Regions from separate parts of the Homo sapiens genome. Here all the other regions are linked to region 2. A link is a contact called in ENCODE Hi-C or POLR2A ChIA-PET data. All regions are on one chromosome and are shown on one strand. The core of a region is the stretch at or near the end of the contact, and the rest is flanking DNA. Distances in the headings are between cores, read along the strand shown. Region 1 holds the start of PLK4 (polo like kinase 4). Region 2 holds the start of FAT4 (FAT atypical cadherin 4). Region 3 holds the start of LARP1B (La ribonucleoprotein 1B).

Region 1 (4,679 bases), core at 378-2,877, 2.6 Mb after region 2:
GTAATCATTTCACAATGTATATGAAATCATCATGCTGTACAACTTGAATAAATACAATTTTTGTCAACTATACCTCAGTAATACTGGAATGAACAAATGAACGAATGATAAATAATTGGCCTGCACTCTTCAAAAATCTCAATGTCACAAAAATACAAATGCTGAGGAACTCTTCCATATTAAAGGAAATTAAAAAGATATGGTAACTAAATACGGTATGTGATCCTGTACTAGATCTATACTGGAAGGAAAAAATGTTAAATAAAGACATTACTGGAACAATTGACAAATCGGAATATGAACTGTAGATTAGATTAAATATAAATATTGTATCAATGCTAAATATCCTTAATTTGATAAACATACAAGAGGATACCCTGGTTCTTAAGAAATTCACACTTTAGAAATAAGGGGTATAAGAGCATAGTGTATGTAACCTATTTTAGAATGATTCATAAAATACAAATAATAGGCTTATTTATATATTTATACATGTATATTACACATGAAGAATAGTAAAAACAAGTGTGGCAAAATGTTAAGAATTGGTTAATCTGAGTAAAGGACAACAGGAGTTCTCTATTATTTTTACAACTTTTCTGTAAGCTTAAAATTATTTGAAACTAAAAAGTTTAAAAAAAAAAATGGGCCGGGCATGGAGGCTCACGCCTGTATTCCTAGCACTTTGGGAAGCCGACGCAGGCGGATCACCTGAGGTCAGGAGTTCGAGACCAGCCTGGCCAACATGGTGAAACCCCGTCTCTACTAAAAATACAAAAATTAGCCAGTCGTGGTGGCGCGTACCTGTAAATCCCAGCTACCCGGGAGACTGAGGAAGGAGAATCGCTGGAACCCAGGAGATGGAGGCTGCAGTGAGCCGAGATCGAGTCACTGCACTCCAGCCTGGGCGACAGAGCGAGACTCCATCTCAAAAGAAAAAAGAAAAAGAAAAAGAAATACACACTAACATCAAGGAAAAGAGCTTTCACTTAATAACAGAAGATCTAAGTTTGTGCGCTACTTCTGTTTGTTAAATATCCTTCCTTAAGCATCACACTTTTCTCACCTGCAAAACACCATCCCAAACTTACAGAGGTCTCTTTTGATCCATACAAATTATGTGTATGAGAGATCTAACTGTAAATTATTATACAAATGACATTATAATATTAAATACTTAGGAGTTTGCCAAAATAAAGAATGGAGTTCGTTTTCTTAAGGTACCGTACACATTAACTACAGTTATAACAAACTACGGAATAAGCGGTAGTGGTGTAAACGGTGTTCCTTAAAGGAAGGTAATGTTTTTTGCCCTGTTCCGTCAAGTCTTAAACGCTTGACATTTTAAAATAGTTTTAAACCCTTTCCGGAATTAGAAGTGGTATTTCGGACCGTGAAGTAACCGATCAGCCATAAGTGTCCCATCTTTAAGGCCTGCTCTTTTACCCGTCTTGCAGAAGTTCTTCCGAGAGTGGGCCCGAGACAGCCTCCCGCCCGAACTAAACTCTCCGCAGCGCTTCCGGCCCTTGGCCCCGAAGTCTAGAACCCTGGGCCGGCCGCAAAGGAAGGTCTGCCGCGCATGCGCGCCCCGGCGCAGCCTATCCGGAGCGATCCATCTCGTTACGTCACCACCAGCCTAGCTCGGACGGCAAGCGGCGGGAGATTTTCAAAATGGGAGCCCAGAGGCACCGCCCAGGCCTCGGAAGGTGTCAGGGAGAACTTTCCGTGGTTTCAGCGTCGTCGCCTGGAGCGGCGGTTTAGAGAGCCGAGCCTGATGGGCGCCAAGGCCGGCTGGCTGCTTGGAGCGCTGCCTCGAAGGGACTGCGTGAAGGAAGCTAATCCGGAGAACCCAGGCCAGAGCCTGGAAATATGGCGACCTGCATCGGGGAGAAGATCGAGGTGAAAAGACTCGGCAGTCTGCAGCGGGGCGGGTGGGAGTAATTGTGGGAGGACACGAGACCGCTGTGGGAAGGGGAGCGAACGAAGCTAACGGCTGCGGGGCGGGCACCGAGGTGCTTAGGGAGGGTCCCAACGGCCCAGACCCCTGCTGTTTAGGGGCGGAGCGGCCCGCCCCTCAAGAGACAAGAGTAGGGAAGGCGGGACAGGTGAGTCCCTCCCCGCCCGGCAGTGTCCCGAGGCACTGCGGCTTTCTTTCAGCAATCCCGCCCGAGCTACCGCGTTAGAGCAGGGCAGGGCTACCTCCCACTTCTCCAAGGGGATGGCGGTTATCTCCGGCGGGAGCTGCGGCGGGATTCTGACCGAGCCCTCCGCTCCCGGGGATTGGCTGGAGATGGGAGGAGGGCGCTTAGGCTGCACTGAGGTTGAGGAACCAGATCACTAGGGTGCACCATCACCCTGAGCTTCCAGTCCAGCCTGGAAGCGCAGGTATCCCCGCACGGAGTCAACATGCCTTCCACCCTAGACACCTGCTGCATCGAGGTGTAATACCCGCTTGAATTTTGTCAAATTCCCCACTCGATCCATTTTATCTTCTTTTTCCAGCCCCTTCCCATCTTCCTTTCTACTGTGAGTCATCACACATAATCTTTAATTTTAACTTTTAAGGATTTTAAAGTTGGAAATCTGCTTGGTAAAGGATCATTTGCTGGTGTCTACAGAGCTGAGTCCATTCACACTGGTTTGGAAGTTGCAATCAAAATGGTAAGAATAAACTAATCAACTTCTCTCCTGTACTTTGCAAGTAACTAGAGAGGTATCAGAGATGTCAGAAACTCCTTGTCTACTAGCCTTTCCTTTGATTATAGTGTAAGGAACACTTTACATAGGCAGAAGACAATAGTGCCAAGTCCAGCCGTTGAACTTAAAAATATTTTAGGAAAGCCTTGACCTTGCTTAAGTAAGTTTTATCTTCATTAATGTTCAGTAGACCTCGTATGTGGTGTAATTATCCATACTTGGAGTAATGAGTAGAAATCAACTAACAAATAATTTGTTTATAGTTCACTGTGTATAATTTTGTATTTCCCTGTAACATACAAAATATTATTCTTGATTGTTAGAAGTCAGCCTAATAGGAGTAACATAAACATAAGCAAATTAAGAATTATTTGTCAGCCGGGTGGGTGGCTCACACCTGTAATCTCAACGCTTTGGGAGGCTGAGGCAGGTGGATCACCTGAGCTCAGGAGTTTGAAAACAACTGTGCAACATGGTGAAACCTCCTCTCTACCAAAAATACAAAAATTAGCTGCTGCTGGGCACGGTGGCTCACGCCTGTAATCCCAGCACTTTGGGAGGCCGAGGCGGGTGGATCACCTGAGGTCGGTAGTTCAAGACCAGCCTGACCAACATGGAGAAACCCCATCTCTACTAAAAATACCAAATTAGCCGGGTGTGGTGCTGCACACCTGTAATCCCAGCTACTCTGAAGGCTGAGCAGGAGAATCGCTTGAACCCGGGAGGCAGAGGTTGTGGTGAGCTGAGATCGCGCCATTGCACTCCAGCCCAGGCAACAAGAGCTAAATTCCCATCTCAAAAAAAAAAATTAGCCAAGCGTGGTGGCATGTGCCTGTGGTCCCAGCTACTCAGGAGGCTGAGGTGGGAGGATAGATTGTGCCTGGGAGGTTGAGGCTGCAGTGAACTGTGATCATGCCACTGCACTCCAGCCTAGGTGACAGTGAGACCCTGCCTTTAAAAAAAAAAAATCATTTATCTAAACCACTTAGAAAAAGAACTGGAGGTTTTGCTCTAAAATTTGCCTGAATTGGGATTTTTTTTTCTTAATAGTTAGGCTAGTTGTGCTATTAGATTATTTAAATTGAGATAGGATATTAGAATTAATTGGTCAAACTTTTACCAAGCACCCTCTCTGCCGAGCACTCTGCTAGGTGCATGGGGAAAACAGATAACAGTAGGTTGACCACAAAGACGTATAAAAGGACTTCAGTCTATTTTAAAGTATACTTTATTTTCAAAGTTCACTTTTAAGCAGTTTATATTTGAAAGTCTGTCAACATTTAAACCTGTTATTTTTAGATAGATAAGAAAGCCATGTACAAAGCAGGAATGGTACAGAGAGTCCAAAATGAGGTGAAAATACATTGCCAATTGAAACATCCTTCTATCTTGGAGGTAAGATATAAATTTTGTAGAAGTGACCAAGGACACTGAATTTTTGTATATTTTAATTTATTATGCCCTTTCACATTTCAGCTTTATAACTATTTTGAAGATAGCAATTATGTGTATCTGGTATTAGAAATGTGCCATAATGGAGAAATGAACAGGTATCTAAAGAATAGAGTGAAACCCTTCTCAGAAAATGAAGGTAGGTGTGTGGTTTTTTTTGTTTGTTTTGTTTGGGTGGATAAAAGTTTTGCATTTTAAAGTGTAGTTTTGAGGAATATGCTATTTTATAATATATAGTAAAACTGTTTGAATTATTACTTTAAGCTAGAAAAGGAGATTTCCTACATCCCAAGCTGCTAATTCTTAAAACAATTCAATTATTACGGTAGTAAAGTAAGAAATTTGTTATCCTTCTGTCCTTAAAACCACATTTTAAATTAAATTATTGGTAGCAGTTTACTGTGTATCTTTTCAAATGTAGTAACCTTTTTAGGATGTCATTGGTGACTATAAAGTAGTTCTAAATCAAGCATAAATAGCCATTGAAACTGTTTATTATAGAAAACATGAAACATACAGGTAGTGTGCTA
Region 2 (4,237 bases), core at 1,106-3,605:
CATCATGCGAAAAGTTTCTACTTGTTAAAATAACCACACTATTGGCTAAATAATTTTCGATAATCCTCTTTTGAAATTGTCCAAAAAATTTTTATGTACTCTATCTCTCTATATATTTTCTGTATTAGTTTATTTTGCCATATCTTGTTTTGTAAAACTAAAATGTATACATATTGCACTGATTGAATACTTTCCATTTCACAGAATGAATGATCTTCACCTGTTTCCCAAATTAAATTCACTCATATATAATGCAAATGTAATACTATTGACACTAAATCTGAAGATTATCCCACAGGCAAAAAAAAACAAGCAAACCAACAAAAGTCCATGATCTCCTACAACAAGTATCTGAATGATTTCTTTCTGTTTATTTCTCTATAAATACTTGAATAATAGTGCATTAGGAAACAAAATAAAACAAAACAGTAATATTCTCTTAAAATCACACAGACATGATTTGTAAAAATTTGTAAAAATTTGTTTGCCACTTTAGTTAATCTACAAATATTTTTTGGCTAAATTATACCAAAAATAATGGTGTTAGGATTGTAACTTAAGAAAAATACGATTTTTGAAAAACAGGCTTAAATGTCTCTAAAAAGTCTAGAGTCTAATGTTTTCAAGTTTTAAAATACATAAATGGTTAAATTTAACTTTTTTGTCTGTTTCCAGTTAACTCATTACATTACAGTAGAGGAATATGTAGAAGTTAGCTTTTTAACCTAAACAGAGGAATTGGTGATAGCTTTAGAAATCATGTTTCCATAAATCAGTTTTGAGTTACAGGCTGCCTGCATCATCAAGACTTGAATTTGCTGTCTGTCCTACTATTCTTGATTTTTTTTTTTTTACTCTAAATAAGAAAGGCACTAGGAAAGTCTTAGAGATCGTTTTCTTTGCTGCTATCCCTAGGCAAGAAGCAGGAATTAGCCTTGTAATCCGATCCTTTTAGTCTCTGCATTTAATTTTAAGCAAGAAACCAGGAGACTAAAGATGTAAGACTGACGTAGAACAGCAGAGGGCAGTATTTACTCATGACTGAACCCTCTCTGGGCGCAGAAAGTTTTACGTTTGTGAGGGATCCTTGTGGCAGAAATGTATGACATATGCCCTGTATTTGCATTGTTTGGCTTGAATTCTTATTTTCTAGGTTGGTTCCCTTAAAGGGGAAAAATATCGATCTGATTCCTAGTAACGTTTTTCTTCTTTTAAAGAAACGATGCATGCCACCACAAAAATTAACTGCAGTGAATAGTGGGTGAGTTGATCTGAGTGCATTAAGTGGCATGTGGGTATTTTTAAAAACTTAAGCTTAAATATTATTTTATTTATTTCTACTTTCTCGTATCTATTTCTCCCAGACTGAAAAGCAAAATAAAACTTTATTAGGTTTCCTTTGACTAAAAAATGTGGAGGTGGAAATACTCCATCAGGGATCAAAATTCCAAACTAACTTTGCAACAGGAAAAGATCTCCCTCTTTTCAAAGGGCTGCCATTATTATTGTTGTTGAAACCCTAAGGTTTGGGCTACTGGCACCTGGAATCCAGTTGGGAAAGAAAACAAAACAAACACTGAGTTCCCCTGGCCTTTCCTATAGTAGGAAGTCCAAAGTGCCCTTGCTACGGAGGCCTCCTGCCCCCTAGTCACCTGGAAGGTGGGGGAGAGGGGCAAGTGAGTGAAGATTTAGAGTTTAGCTCGCCCTAGACAGCAGGGAGCCCACTGTGTAGAAAGAGGAGCAAAGGGGAGGATTTGATTTGGATTCTGTGGGATCACACTGTATGGCAGCTCTATCCCTTGCATAAAGAGAGAAGGGGCAGGAAATGGTTAAAGCAAATCTGCACTGTGCATTCCCAGACAGGCTTTGCTTAATCCTTCCTCCCCGCTTTAACAGACCCTCACCCCCCGCCTTTCTTTTATTTCTCTCGACCCCCTTACCCCTGAGTTATTACTAGCATAACAACCTAACGGTCTTCCCCCAGACCCTGCCACTAAAGTTATTTATCTGCAAACCTGACCCCACCCCCATCTATTCTGCGGCAGCCTTTTGCTGTTATTGCTCTGACGCCGGCCAAGATTTGGCCGAAAAGGAAAAAAAAAAAAAAAAAAGAAAAGAAAAAAAATCACCCCCCTTTTTAGCGCCTCCGCCTCGCTGTGCTCCCACACCAGACCGCCTACAGCCCTCCGGGAGGCTGAAGTGATTAGCATCCCGAGAAGCCAGTCGGAGGCCGGGCAAGGCGGAGGGCGCTCGCGGTAGGAGTGCCGGTCGGGGCTGCTTCAGCTCCGGCCCAATGGGGCTGGGGCGAGGGAGGGGCAGAAGGTGACAGGACTGGGAGCTAGGGGGAGTCCAGGCGAACTAAAGTGCGGGGATCAATGAGTGTCGAGCAAAGTTTCTGAGTGCTGCTCCAGCTCGCGGTCTTCCCTCCCCCTCTGTTTGTGTTTCGGCGACGCGCTGTGTGTGTGTGTGTGCGTGTGTATGTGTGTGTGTGTGCATGCCTGTGCGGCGGGGAAGGGGCGGGGAGAGTGTGAGGGACCAGGCGGGAGGTGGAGAAGGGCTCGCGGAGCCCTAGCTCCACCGCAGTCCAACCTTCGGCCCCGGCCGGCGAGAGGGAGAGCGCTGACAGGCGCCGTCCGGAGCTGCGGAGGGCGTCACTACAGCCCAGCGCCGACTTCGCCGCCTCCGCTGCCAACTGTGAAGGAGAGAGAGGCATCAACCACCCCCCGCCCCAAACAAAAAGCCTTGTGGATTACAAAGTGAAACTGACACGGGACAATAAAAGCAGAGATAGCGAGGGCAGGGGCGAGGCGCGCTAGAGTGGGCTTCTGACTGGGGCCGCCGGAGAACGACCCCCCCTGGCATGGTGAGGGGAGGGCGACTCGGGGACCGCACGCTGTTTCTGCCCGACCCCTGCGAGGCCGAGAAGAAAGGGGAAACTGCGTTCGATTTGGATGTACAAATAATGGGTCGGCAGGCGCCCCGGCAGAGGTGAAAAATGCCGAGGAGCCCTGGCTGTTGTTTGTGCCGGACCACGGGCTTGAAGCCGCAACAGGGGCGGCGGCGGCGGCGGCTGCAGGAGGGGAAGGGGCAGAGTTGAGCGCTCCCGGGTACGGGAGCCAGAGCGCGAACGCTAGCGCTTGGAACGCAGTTCCCGAACTGCCTGCGCGCAGACGCCGCCGCCTGGGCCTCAGCGGCCACTGCCGGCGCCCTGTTGGAGGGGCGTTGCAGCCTGGTTTTTGAGGAGTGGGGACTCCAGGAATTCCATCGCCTCCAGCTTTTGGGAAAGAAATTCGATTCTCCCGGTTCCCCACCACCCCTTCCCCGGTGCGCAGTTGTGCTTGGACGTTTGTTCCTCCCTCTTCACGTTCTTCGCTGCGGGTAAGTTCTAAAGTTTCTGAAGACCGTTCTTTGCAATGATTCCTCATATACCTTAGATACAGGCAACTTCTCCCAACTCTCATCCACCCGGGTGAAAACGCTCAGACTATCTGGATTCAAAAACAAAGTAAAAGGGGGCATATATAAGAGGCTTGAGAAACTTTTCTGGGAACTCAGCTCACAGGAGTGTCCCGCGGAATGCCCTGCCGCTTTTCGCCACAGCATCTCTCTTGCACTCCGCGTTCAACTGGCTACCTAGAGTCTTTTGCTGATGCTACTTGCTTTTGCCGGACTGGAGGTTCTTTGAAATAGCAGAGGTCTCAGACCAAGCCGTCAGCTGAATCTTTGCTGGCGCTCCTTAATCCCTGTAAATATCATTGCGTTTGCTTCACCCCTTCCTTCTCTTTATCACATCGTTTTAGGGAGCCAGGACCATGGACTTAGCACCAGACAGGGCTACTGGCCGCCCGTGGCTCCCGTTGCACACTCTATCAGTATCTCAGCTCCTTCGAGTGTTTTGGCTACTGTCATTGCTTCCGGGGCAGGCCTGGGTCCACGGGGCCGAGCCGCGCCAGGTGTTCCAAGTGCTGGAAGAGCAACCTCCAGGCACTCTGGTAGGCACCATCCAGACGCGCCCCGGCTTCACCTACAGGCTCAGCGAAAGCCACGCCCTGTTTGCCATAAACAGTAGCACCGGAGCCCTGTACACCACCTCCACCATCGACCGCGAGAGCCTGCCCAGCGACGTGATCAACCTGGTGGTCCTTTCCAGCGCGCCCACCTACCCCACCGAAGTGCGAGTGCTGGTGCGGGACCTCAATGACAACGCCCCCGTTTTCCCGGACCCCTCTATCGTGGT
Region 3 (4,364 bases), core at 1,682-4,181, 2.7 Mb after region 2:
TCAACAGGCCAGGCGCGGTGGCTCACGCCTGTAATTCCAGCACTTTGGGAGGCCAAGCGGGGGCAGATCACCTGAGCTCAGGAGGTCGACACCAGCCTGGGCAACAAGGTGAAACTCCGTCTCTACTGAAAATACAAAAACTTAGCTGGGCATGGCAGCGCATGCCTGTAGTCCCAGCTACTCGGGAGGCTGAGGCAGGAGAATCTCTTGAACCTGGGAGGCAGAGGTTGCAGTTAGCCGAAATCATGCCACTGCACTCTAGCCTGGACTCCAGCTCAAAAAAAAAAAAAAAAAAACCAACAAAGAAACAAAAAAAGAAAGATATTTATGGCTGGGTGTGTGGCTCACGCCTGTAATCCCAGCACTTTGGGAGGCCGAGGTGAGTGGATCACTTGAGGTCAGGAGTTTGAGAGCAGCCTGGCCAAGATGGTGAAAACCCCTTCTCTACTAAAAATTCAAAAATTAGCTGGGTGTGGTGGCAGGCACCTGTAATCGCAGCACGACACCACACCCAGCTAAATTTTTGTATTTTTAGTAGAGACGGGGTTTCACTGTGTTGGCCAGGCTAGTCTGGAACTCCTGACCTCGTGATCCGCCAGCCTTGGCCTCCCAAAGTGCTGGGATTACAGGCGTGAGCCACCTCGCCTGGCTGATGGCAGTGTTTTGAACCAAATAATTTGTTCTTCCAGACCAGGTGAACACCCTACCCAAGGGCAGATAATCCACAGATTGGCTAATGAATTGTATAATCTGGCTGGAAAAAATAAGTAGGGTCAAGCAGTCTTTTATCCTTAATTTTGAACTATGAAGCAGAGGAAGAGTCTGGCACGTAGCTGCAGAGGCAGAATGAAGTAACAAGATAGAGGTTAATTACAGCAAATTGGGTCAGTCAGATGAAACTAAAATCAGACGGAACGCTCAAATTTTGGAATTTTAAGTTTATTATTAAAAGGACACTTTACAGAGGTGTGAGGCTAGGCGTGGTGGCTCACGCCTGTAATCCCAGCACTTTGAGAGGCCAAGGTGGGGGGATGACTTGAGGCCAGGAGTTCGAGACCAGCCTGGCCAACATGGTGAAACACCGTCTCTACCAAAAATACAAAAATTAGCCGGGTGTGGTGGTGGGCGCCTGTAATCTCAGCTACTCGGGAGGCTGAGGCATGAGAATCGCTTGAACCCGGGAGGCAGAGGTTGCAGTGAGCCGCGATCGCGCCACTGCACTCTAGCTTGGGCGACAGAGAGAGACTACCTCTTAAAAAAAAAAAAATGCCGGGCGCGGTGGCTCATGCCTGTAATCCCAGCACTTTGGGAAGCCGAGGCGGGTGGATCATTTGAGGTCAGGAGTTCAAGACCAGCCTGGCCAACCTGATGAAACCCCGTCTCTACTAAAAATACAAAAATTAGCCGGGTGGTAGTGGCGCGCCTGTAATCCCAGCTACTCAGGAAGCTAAGGCAGGAGCATCTCTTGAGCCTGGGAGGCAGAGGTTGCAGTTAGCCGAGATCACGCCACTGTACTCCAGCCTGGGCAATAGAGTGAGACTCTGTCTCAAACCACCACCACCACCACCATCACCACCACCAATAAAAAATACAAAGCGCCACTAATAACAGAGCTAGTAAAGATGGATGGGAATATAGGTGGAAGTACAATCCCCTTTTAATTGCAACAAGGTTCGCCAGGTTGCTTAGGGTTGGGCAAACTGGAGATCACTGACACGGAAAACAAGAAAACCCTTATTGTTTATAGCTGTTATGTATGAATAGGTTATTAGCCTTAGGAAAATTATTTGTGCCGAATACGGCTTTTGAGTAAGCAAAAAATATTAACGTCAAGTTGAATGTAATTGAAGCGACTTATTGGGCGTGGGGTGGGGGGTGGGGGTTGAAAGCCCAAACATAAGGCGAGCACAGATAATTTATTTAACAAGGCTATGGGGTTGGTGGGGGGCTCGGAAAAAAATCAGCGGCGGAACCTGCTCTCAGCCACCTTGCACCAGGACACAAACACTGACTCAAAAATGAAACGAGTATCATCTCTAAGTGAATGTGAGTGCCAAGTAGAAAGCTCGTATCCGATTTATTATCAAAACGTCTTTGTACCATTTTAACATCCATTCCAGGAAGAAAAAACCTATTGGGAATATGGTTAATTTGTAATTAAGTGCTATTTACCCAAATTAAAGAAACAGGTAACAAAAAATTTTAAAAGCCGGCGAAATACTATTTAATTTACTCAGGAACGCTTTAGAACTCTTTTAGTTGGTGGGTGGGAATGCGGGCGGGGAAGCGCACTAAGCCGAACGCTGGGGCAAAGGTTTCCTAAACAGTTACCGAGAGGTAACTCCCCCTTCATCTGGGACGTGGCTCAAGATTACAGGTGATCGCGGTGCCCCGAGGCGCCAGGAGGCAACTTTCACCTGGGGGAGGCGCCGGGCGCCAGCGGGCCAAGCGGCCGGGCCGCGGAGCCCACTTCACTTGGGAGCTGCCCCAGGCCGGGGGTCGACACCGCGTCCCCTCCCTTAGCCTAGCTGCGACCCAGCTTTAGGGCCTAAGGGCAAATCGAGCGCTCGGTCCTCCCAGCGCCATGTGCGCGGCCCGCCCAGGCCCTTGGCCGCCGTCGCCGCGGGGGCAGGCCGCGAGCCAGCCGCGAGCCACAGAGGCCTGGTGCGCGCTCCGCCCCTGAGCCTGCAGTCGGGGCGGCCTCAGCCAGTGAGCCGGGAGTCGTCCCCTTCGTCCTCCCTCGCACTCGGAGGGCAGCTGGGGCGGGGCAGACCCTCGGGCCGGGCGGCACCCGGGCGGGCGAATCCGTCAGCTCCCGCGGGAGGCCCGGCGAGAGAAGGACCCGGTGAGTAGCCACGTCACGCTCCTCAGGGAGGCCCCGCCCCGTGCTCTCGGGCCGCCCCTCTTCGCCGTCTCCACGCCTCCGCGGGCAGTTACCAGCTTTGGCTGCTCGCGCCTCCCCAACTCGGGTAAAGCTCCTCGGCCTCGGCGTGCTGCGCCTCCGCGGCTGCCCTGCGCCAGGTGAGGGCTCGCGGCTCCCGGCTGCGGCTCCCGGCGCGTGGTGGCGGGCTCGGGGCGTGCGTCGCGGAGAGGACGGGGCCGGCGGGCGGTTGGCGCTCCGTTCGGTGCGGGGAGGGGCGTCACGCCGGGCGCTGCGCGGCCTCGGCGGGCGGCGGCAGCGGCGGCCACGGCCGCCGGGCTCTCGGGTTGTCTGTCCCCAGTTGGAGCCGGCCGGTGTCCCGGCGGAGAGACGGGCAGTCGGGTTCCCTGGCCTCGGGGCCACCCCGGCTGGGGCGGCTGGGGCAGAGGGACGATGTCTACTCGCGCCCCGATGCCCGCCGCCCATTCTCGGGAGGATCCGCCCGCGGTGACTGCTGAGAGGGAGTCGCTGTTGGCCGCGGCGAACCGGCCGGCCGAGCAGCCGCCCCCGCCCGAATGTGAGGGCAAAGAGGCGGCGAGGGAGGAGAGGGCCGCGGCCGCCACTAGCGCTGGGGCGCGGGGAGAGCCGTCGCCGGCGCTGGTGCTGGGACGCAGCGTGCCCCAGGCGGCTGTCCCCGTGAGGCCCCTGGCGCTGCACCTGGCGCACAAGGCGCGTGGGCCCGGGGGCCCTTTCGGCGGGGAGCCGCCACCGCCACCGCCGCCGCCGTCGCCGTTGCCGCCGTTGCTGCGGGATCCGCCGGCCGAGGACGCCCGGGAAGAGGTGGCAGCTGGCCCTGCGGAAAAGCGGCAGCCGCCGCTGCTGCCGCCTAAGGGAAATCCCTGGACCAAAAAGCCTCCCCAGCACCTGTCCCCAGACACGACAGGTCCGCCACCGCCCCCGCTGGAAACCCTGGAGGCAGGTCTGTGGTTGCTCTGCGTTGGGCACTGGCAGGGTGCGGGCAGGGGCGACTTGCGGGACTTGCCGGCGCGTGGCGGCGGTAGCGGGCACCAGGCCCGGGTAACGGCAGGCCTCCCCTCCCTGTCAGTCGGAGGTAATTTGTTCCAAGGTGTCATTCACTCTGCCTATTTACAGACATGGGCATCTGGGAAGGGAGCGGCAGGAAGAGGTGGGACCTCAGGTTCTCCTTGCCTGATGGGGGCACGGAGGTGGTAGCTTGGCGGCGCATCCCTGCTGGCGCGGTTGCGATTGTGTTTTGTCCCCAGTGTTAGTGACTTGGGAAAGTAGCTAACTTTAGATACTGCAGTGCTTCGTATGGGAAAGTTTTGGTAGACTTTTTTTTTTTTTTTTTTACATAAAAGGATTGAAGCAAGTCAGAGCAAGGGGATTTATTCGTAAGTGGAAGCGCGATTGTAGTCTTTTGTGAAATAAGATGAAAAAAGGTTTTCAAAACACTGCTGAGCAGTCATATTAAAAATGAGACTTT

The links. A loop is a pair of places that touch in the nucleus more often than their neighbours do. ChIA-PET counts read pairs that join two places held with the same protein, here RNA polymerase II (POLR2A). Pooled maps may share reads with other maps.
Region 1: a loop to region 2 is called in a map of natural killer cell, with 5 times the contacts of the local background. The contact joins the promoter of PLK4 here to the promoter of FAT4 in region 2. A Hi-C loop is called at or near these places in 2 of 168 maps with a recorded cell type or tissue (ascending aorta and natural killer cell) and 6 of 50 pooled maps.
Region 3: a loop to region 2 is called in a map of natural killer cell, with 6 times the contacts of the local background. The contact joins the promoter of LARP1B here to the promoter of FAT4 in region 2. A Hi-C loop is called at or near these places in 2 of 168 maps with a recorded cell type or tissue (ascending aorta and natural killer cell) and 9 of 50 pooled maps. POLR2A ChIA-PET finds 5 or more read pairs at or near these places in 1 of 52 experiments (Panc1).

What each region holds. Positions count from the first base shown.
Region 1 is chr4:127,879,266-127,883,944 of GRCh38, forward strand. PLK4 (polo like kinase 4) reads left to right here and starts at 1,628. Exons shown (of 16, transcript NM_014264.5): 1 at 1,628-1,899; 2 at 2,566-2,661; 3 at 3,997-4,092; 4 at 4,174-4,288. The coding sequence starts at 1,870. RefSeq lists an enhancer at 1,712-1,951.
Region 2 is chr4:125,312,600-125,316,836 of GRCh38, forward strand. FAT4 (FAT atypical cadherin 4) reads left to right here and starts at 2,356. Exons shown (of 18, transcript NM_001291303.3): 1 at 2,356-3,378; 2 at 3,801-4,237. The coding sequence starts at 3,813.
Region 3 is chr4:128,058,381-128,062,744 of GRCh38, forward strand. It overlaps LARP1B (La ribonucleoprotein 1B), which reads left to right and starts at 2,932. Exons shown (of 20, transcript NM_018078.4): 1 at 2,932-3,021. RefSeq lists enhancers at 2,297-3,155, 3,156-4,014 and a silencer at 2,339-3,838.